3 separate regions of the Homo sapiens genome follow, and regions 1 and 2 are each linked to region 3. Evidence: chromatin loops called from intact Hi-C (ENCODE). Cell type or tissue: OCI-LY7. All regions are shown on one strand.

What was found. Peaks named below come from ENCODE experiments on the same cell type or tissue, not always from the same donor. Only the 100,000 strongest peaks of a DNase experiment are listed, where the experiment ranks them.
Region 1: a loop joins it to region 3, with 2.5 times the contacts of the local background. A loop is called at or near these places in 2 of 110 quality-filtered maps.
Region 2: it touches region 3 in a loop (21-fold over the local background); 89 of 110 quality-filtered maps call a loop at or near these places.

Annotation. Positions count from the first base shown.
Region 1 is chr3:168,694,030-168,696,529 of GRCh38, forward strand. It overlaps the pseudogene EGFEM1P. Among named protein-coding and RNA genes, the nearest start is that of MIR551B, 140 kb to the left of the region's middle. In OCI-LY7, no CTCF peak of the experiment used is centred here; no DNase peak of the experiment used is centred here.
Region 2 is chr3:168,846,186-168,848,685 of GRCh38, forward strand. No RefSeq gene overlaps it. Among named protein-coding and RNA genes, the nearest start is that of LINC02082, 55 kb to the right of the region's middle. In OCI-LY7, CTCF peaks have their summits at 1,300 (motif pointing left) and 1,506; a DNase peak (open chromatin) is centred at 1,276.
Region 3 is chr3:168,209,990-168,212,489 of GRCh38, forward strand. No RefSeq gene overlaps it. Among named protein-coding and RNA genes, the nearest start is that of GOLIM4, 120 kb to the left of the region's middle. In OCI-LY7, CTCF peaks have their summits at 1,522 (motif pointing right) and 1,721; a DNase peak (open chromatin) is centred at 1,522; H3K4me3 peaks cover 402 bases; H3K27ac peaks cover 477 bases.

The sequences.
Region 1 (2,500 bases), 480 kb after region 3:
TAGGAAGACATAGGAAACATAAAACAGCAAGCTCCCTACAGCTGGAAGTATTTAATCAGAGTCTGAATAGCCATTTGTTAAAAATGTTGATGAAGCGACTCCTATAGTGTATCGTTTGGAGTAGTTTATCTTCTAAGGTCCTTTCAAAGCCTGCAACTGGATAAATCAGTGAGATTTCTAGTGTTATTAATAAAATTTCTTACTAGGAGAAAAAAACAAATGGCATTAGAAGTGACACAATTTATCTTCACAAACATGTAAAGCAAATTCAAGCTTTTGTAATATAAATAAAGAGCGAATTTCAGGCATCCTTTTTATTTTGTTATTAAACCTTAGCCTGTATTTGAGGCATTAAGTAAATGAAAAACTACTTAGTTTCTTAATTATTTGGGAACTTTTAATATACAGTTACCTTAAATCTTACAGTTTAGATCTTTTCCTAAGTGTGGTCCTTAGAATACAGTATCAGAATCACCTGGAGAGCTTGCTAAAATGCAGATCCCAGTACATTGAAACTGCTGGATCAGAAAATGTGGAGTTTAAGTCTGAAGAATCTTCATTTTAAACTAATTTCCCAAGTTATTCTTATGCACCCAAGTTTAAGTACTACTTATTATGCTCTTGAAACTCAAAGTGTGATCCATGACCAGCAACATGAACATCGCCTGGAGTTTGTTAGAAATGCAGACTCTTAGGCCCTACCCCATACCTATAGAATCAGAATAATCATTTTAACAAGACTCCTAGGTAGTTTGGGTACATTTTAAGGTCTAGGAAGCCCTAATTAGACAATATCCAAAGAGTGACAAAATGAAGTCAAAACTTCACTGTTTCGTCAAGTATATAACCAGTGGTTTACTTTCACTCAACAAATATTCATTGAAAATAAACACCGTAGGCCGGGCGCAGTGGCTCATGCCTGTAATCCCACCACTTTGGGAGGCCGAGGTGGGCGGATCACGAGGTCAGTAGATCAAGACCATCCTGACTAACACGGTGAAACCCCGTCTCTACTAAAAATACAAAAAAATTAGCCGGGTGTGGTGGCAGGTGCCTGTAGTCCCAGCTACTCAGGAGGCCGAGGCAGGAGAATGGCGTGAACCTGGGAGGTGGAGCTTGCAGTGAGCCGAGATCGCGCCACTGCACTCCAGCCTGGGTGACGGAGCTAAAGAAACACTGTAACAGCTAATATTTGAGAATAAATGAAAGACAAATTCTATTCTCATGAAATCAATAATCACAACATCATTTGATAAATAAGGGATGTTTAAATATTTTAATTCTCTAAAATAATTTTACAAAGAATCAACAATTGGCATTTTTCACTGATGTAAGAATAAAACAGATTATGTCTACTAGAAGAAAATGATGTGAATTTTTAATTGAGTCCCACTTTTATAATTTTATATATTTTAATTGGTATACAACTAATTTTGTTGATGTTCTCAGTCACTAAATTCTATGTATTTGGTAATGTGATAGAGTGAAGATCTGGGGGCAACACTACAAAGGTATTATCTAAGTGGAAGGGAAAGTGCCACTTTTAGAATGGCTGTATAAGCTCCAATCAGAATGAAACTCTCACAAATAACAATAAACTCAATATTTACATAGTTGTTTATTTTGTTTTAAATTACCTGACAGCACAAAAATAGAGAGATTGTAGAAGGAAATCAAGTTGGAAGAAGAGGGTACAGTGATTTTCCCATTTTTAAGTGTTTTAGCCTGCAGGCAGGCTCGTATCTGCACCTTGTGGGCAGCTATGATAGTGACACAAAACTTAGCAGAGGGTTTTCCTCAAGTATTAACAGAGTACTGATCAACACATGCATGTGAGGAAGTCACACAAGGCTGGAGAAAGGAGCACTCAAAAATATTAGAGAGAACAAACAGTTGCCAATAATGCTCACATAAGGATAGGAATCGTCCCTCTTCTCATCAACCAGACAAGAAAACCTTAAAACGCACAAAACACTAGAATGAATAGTCAATGGCTTTCCTTGGTATTATTAGCCTTTGACTGAAAACTATTCATGTCTTATATAGCAAGTCTTAAAAGCAAGATGCAAAATGATCAAACTGTTTCCAAGAAACAACTACATTTGTGAGCAACGCTCAATAATATTTAGAGGAATACAGAGCTGTCCAGCGTTTAACAAGTAAAATTCAGTGTCTGGAATCCAATGAAAAATTAGTAGCATGCAAGAAAGCATGGATGTATGACTCATCGTGAAGAGAAAAATCAATAAAAACTGAGGTCACTGATGTGTTTTTGAATCTAAGAGTGGGGGGAAAGTAATAAGATTTCTTTAAAACAAGCAAGTAGAAATTATTGCTATCTTTTCTTAAACAAACAAAAAAAAGAAAACATAGTTGTTTCATATCTCCTACACTTTCCTGGAAATTCTATCCTCTTACCTGTGAAAGAAACAAGAAATCTTACAGGATAGGAAGGTAATTTGAGGAGTATGTCAGATTTCCCTAAATAATATGTCTTTAG
Region 2 (2,500 bases), 640 kb after region 3:
TCCTCTTCCTTTTTCTCTTCCTCCTCCTCCTCTTTCCCTTCCTACTCTTCTTCTCATTCTCCTCCTCCTCCTATTCCTCCTTCTCCTCCTCCTCCTCTTCCTCCTTCTCCTCCTCCTTCTCCTCTTCCTCCTCCTCCTCTTCCTCCTCCTTCTCCTCCTTCTGTTCTTCTTTCTACTCTCCTTCTCCTCCTTCTCCTCCTCCTGCTCTTCCTCCTCCTTCTCCTCCTTCTGTTCTTCTTTCTACTCTCCTTCTCCTCCTTCTCCTCTTCCTCCTCCTCCTCCTTCTCCTTCTTCTTCTTCTTTCTTCCTCTTCTTCTTCTTTTGAAGTCTGTGTACTGGTGTCTTGAAGAACCATCACCTTTGGAAAAGGTAGATTTTGTCAGCAAACTGGACCTGAGAAATCTTTTATTGCAAGGGAGGCTTCTGGATTAATTGTTCTCTTCTGTTGACATCCATAGCTATTGGCACTTGCAAAGATCTTATTTGATGGTTTCTATTCCTTGGGTGACCAAAAGCACTATATCAAAATGCAAATAAGGGAGAATTTTCAATGTTTAATATTAAACCAGCCCTCCTACCTACAGGAAACTGCCATTTCTGCAAATGGTGTGGAATGTTTTGTTATATGACAAGGAGTGGAAGAGCTAAATATGCCCTGCACTTGAACCGCACTCTGTTCATCTAAGAATTCTGTGTATGTTGTATTACATTGGAACTATCTGGATTACAGCACAGACTAATAGTCAACCAGCCAAAATAAAATCAGCCAAAGATTCATTGCTGTCGTTAAAAACCTCACTTTAGAAAGGAAGGACCTAAGTAGATACTTTAGTAATCAAATCTGAGGAAGTTCAATTTTACTTGGTTGTGAGAAACATGGAGCATGCAAATACCTAAAATTAAGCAATACTAAAGAAAAAAATAAATTTACTTATCAAAAATGATTAAAGTGTAGAAGTGAATCTGCTATCACAGTAATTTAATAAACTGAAGCATGAGTTATTTTGGATTGAATTTGTTACATAGCTCATGCATGAAATGATCTGTTGCTTGTTCTTGTGACTATGAAACAGCAAAGGGAAAAAATGTATTCTGTCCGAGGCATTGTAAAAATATTGAAAGCTTTGAGCCTTTTGTAGAGGCATATGACTACAACTTGTCATTTATACTTTACAGGCCAATAATTTTTACGCCGAAATCGCAGATGCTTAGCTTTCAGAATTATCTCTTAATATATAGTGGGTTCAGAAACTCAACTCTGGCGCCATGAGACTGTCACTCATGTGATTACACTGCCACCATGTGGTTTCAAAGATCCTTTCCAATTAAAAAAATCAAAGATATGGCCTCTTACGAAAAAGAAAATGATGATTCAAGTATTTTCTCTATTTTTCTTGGTCGTTTGTTCTGTTACAATATTATACATAGTGTATGGATTCTCATGGGAGGTATGACTGGGGCAGAAATGTAAGAGGTGGTAGTATAGGCTAATAATTATTTGTAGTTCTTCATGAATTCAGCTTCTGCCAAGTGAATACCATCAAGAGCTTTGCTAGCAGGTGCTACCTTCATTGACCTTTTCTGAATAAATATAGCATTTACAGTGTCCAGAAGAATCTAAAAAATTCCTTACAGATGTCAATAGGCAAGTGTTTCTCAAACTCGGTTCCTAGACTGGCAGCATGAACATTCTTGAGAAACGTATTAGAAATGCCAGTTATTCAGCTCCACCCCATGCACTGAATAAGAAATTCTGGAAATGGGGCCCAGTAATCTGTTTTAAAAAGCCCTCCCAGGTGATTCTGATGCTTGTTAAAATTTGAGAACGATTGTTAAAGACAATCACATCTCTCTTAGGATAGATTAACACACATTTCCCTAGATAGTGTTAAATTTAGCCACCTGCTTCGGGCCCCTAAAAAAAAAAAATCCACAGAGAAGTGAAAGACAAAGGTCCCAGGGCTTCCTATCAGTTTCGTTGACCAGCACCCTGAAGCCCTCCCTGGGAAGGAAGAAGCAGGTCATCTGGGGGGGTTCCTGTTCCCATCAACTGCCCTATCAGCATTCTTTCTTCCCTATTTAACTGCACCTGAAAGAGTTGCTACAGCCAATTCGGAATAAATCTTTCAACCTTTTGGGATTATTGGAACACAGTCAATTATGAATGGATGTTATATATAAGACTACTTTTCGGACATTAAAAATATAGTTTTTATATATAAGCTAAATATAAGCTAAAAATATAGTTTTTATATATACGCTAAATATAAGCTACAAATTGGAAAGCCTCCCAGGCTTTAAGAATGTTAAAGAATGGTGGGATGGTATGAATTGGAGACTCCATGCCCTGTCATTACAGCCAGACACTAAACTGCTTCCCAACTCAGTTTTCTGTAGTCATGCACAAAGGTTGGCCTCATGCTACTAGGACTTCTGATATTTATAATATGAAAAGTCAGAAAGAATAAATTTTATGTAAAATGTCAAAATTTTAAAGTAT
Region 3 (2,500 bases):
ATTGGGAAAGTGATAAGTATCCATGAAATCTTCACAATTTATGTTCAGAGATTGCAGTAAAGACAGGCATAAGAAATTATAAAAGTATTAATTTGGGGAACTAATAAATGTCCACGAAATCTTCACAATTTGTGTTCTTCTGCCATGGCTTCAGCTGGTCCCTCCGTTCAGGGTCCCTGACTTCCCGCAACAATTTGGAGCTATTAAAATTTAAGATTGGGGCTTTTACTTAAAAAGGCAAGGGAGAATCATGGATCTAGAGCTGAGTTCTGAAAGATGAATAGGAGTTAACTAGATGCAGTGGGAAGAGAGGAAGGCCTAGGCTGCAGAAGTAGCATATGCAAAGATCCTGCAGTAGGAAGAAAGGGCTGTGAAGAAAGCCACAGTGATTAGAGCTGAGTGCACAGGGGCAAGGCAGAGTACAGACTAGAAAAATAGAGGCCTGATCATGTGGAGACTTGCAGTACATGTTAGAATTTGGCATTTATCCTAAGGGAGGGGGGTTGTGACAGAAACATTTTAAGTAAGAGTGGCACCATAATCAGATTGCATTTTGAAACTACAGCCCTGACCATGCTATGGAGAGCAGGTTAGAAGTAGGAGAAGTGGAAGGTGGTGGAGAAATCAGGAAGTTGTCAACCAGGTGAAAGAGTTGTTGCTTAAACCAGGTGGTGTCAGTGATGGGAGATGGGCAGATTCAAAACTTATTTAAGGGGAGAAATCAACAAGACTTTGGGATTGGCTAGATATGGGACATGAGAAATGGCAATGCCATGAAGAGACTGTATTTTTCTGGCTTGGAAACTGGATAGTTTGCCATCTTTGAAAAAGGAAGACTAGGAACAGTTTGTTTATTTGTTTAATTGTTTATTTGTTTTAGGGTTTGATTGATGACGGGAAAGCACATGAATTTTGAGTTGAGGTACTTTTGAATCCCCAGAGATTTTTGGCAATGGAATTTTAGCTTTGACCCTTCAACTCAGTTCCTGCCAATACTCTACCCCAATTTTTCAATTTCTGCCTCAATTATTTTCCACTGGGAAAACTGAGTCTTCACGGACTCTGACCAATTGCTGCTGTCCAGAGTCATTTGCTGGAAATGACCTTTGGCCCCTAAGATTTGACCTTTCCCACCTTTCCACGGATCCCAGAAGGAGTCCAGCTGCCCAGATAGACTTCAGGTGGCTCAGATGCTTTAGGCTTGTGACCTTGACTCAGACAACAATGTGTGGCCCTCCTGATACATGAGGCCCATACTGCTGCTCTGTCCTTGTTTGAGCTCTTGCTAGTTTGGCTTCAACACCACTTGCTCCCATTCCCTCGTCCCTCCACCTTGACTTCTGCCTCTCCTCCATCTCGTAACCACTAATTCCCAGCATATCTTGTGACTGGCTTCACATTATTTGTGACACGTGAAGATTAATAATTTCTTCATTCTTCTGGCTTTTTCTTTTGTCCTTCCTCAGAAGCATTTTATTAGATGCTTAAGTGAAGCTGCAAACCTGCAATTTATACACCAGATGGCACCAAAACATTATATTTTAAATATTAGTTCGAATTTTGAGGGGGAGAAATCCAAACCTTCCACTATTCTGAGACTAGCACAGCCTCCGGTGCAAGTTCAACAAATGAAAATTCATACACCAACTTCCCAGAATCTGTGGTGGTGTTGCTTTTTATTGGCAGAGAGAGAGAGGGAAGGAGAGAGAGAGAGAGAGAGAGAGAGAGAGAGAGAGAGAGAGAGAAACCTTTCCTGGGAAAAGGTCTTTATTTTTTCCTCTTTAGAATCGTGCTAAAGAGCTAAATGAGGGACACGAATATTCCCAGGGACTCAGTCATTTTCACTCAGTCATGTTTGCTTCACTGTTCTTTTCTCAGTGTTAAGGTTCTGTTACTGAACTTCATTTTGGCAAGAATAACAATACCATTGCTGTCTTTTATCAAAATGATAATTAATATAAGTAAAAATGAATCTATGAATTCAGTATCCTAGCTAAACAGAGAAGTAAAATTAACCATTCTTTCCCAATTTTAAAATGTAATTGTATTTTTCTTCCATTTTAAAATCTAATTATTATTGATATAGCAAAAATAACATAGATGAACATTTAAGTTATTAAAACAAATGTATCTTCTTTGTATTATGTTTTAAGTGTAGAATAGACAGTTTTTGTTCAATCAACATAATTAATAGCTGATGGTCCTGATGATACAGTTTAAGAATCTTTGAGGGTTTTTAAAATTTTAGCAAAATTGTAATGGCTTAAAAAATACCACCCACCTTATAAATTAACACTCTTTACTGGATGATTATGTATCCATTTGGCAAAATGTAATCAAAATGTTATGTGAGGTAAATTCTATAAGGAGTTGTTCTTTCAATTTGGAGATCTGATTAATGACTTATCGAGGGTAACAGAATGTGGATAAAGGGACAGTAGATATTAACTATTATTATTATTTTCTTTGGAGGGAGAAAAAACAATTTCTGAATAAATGT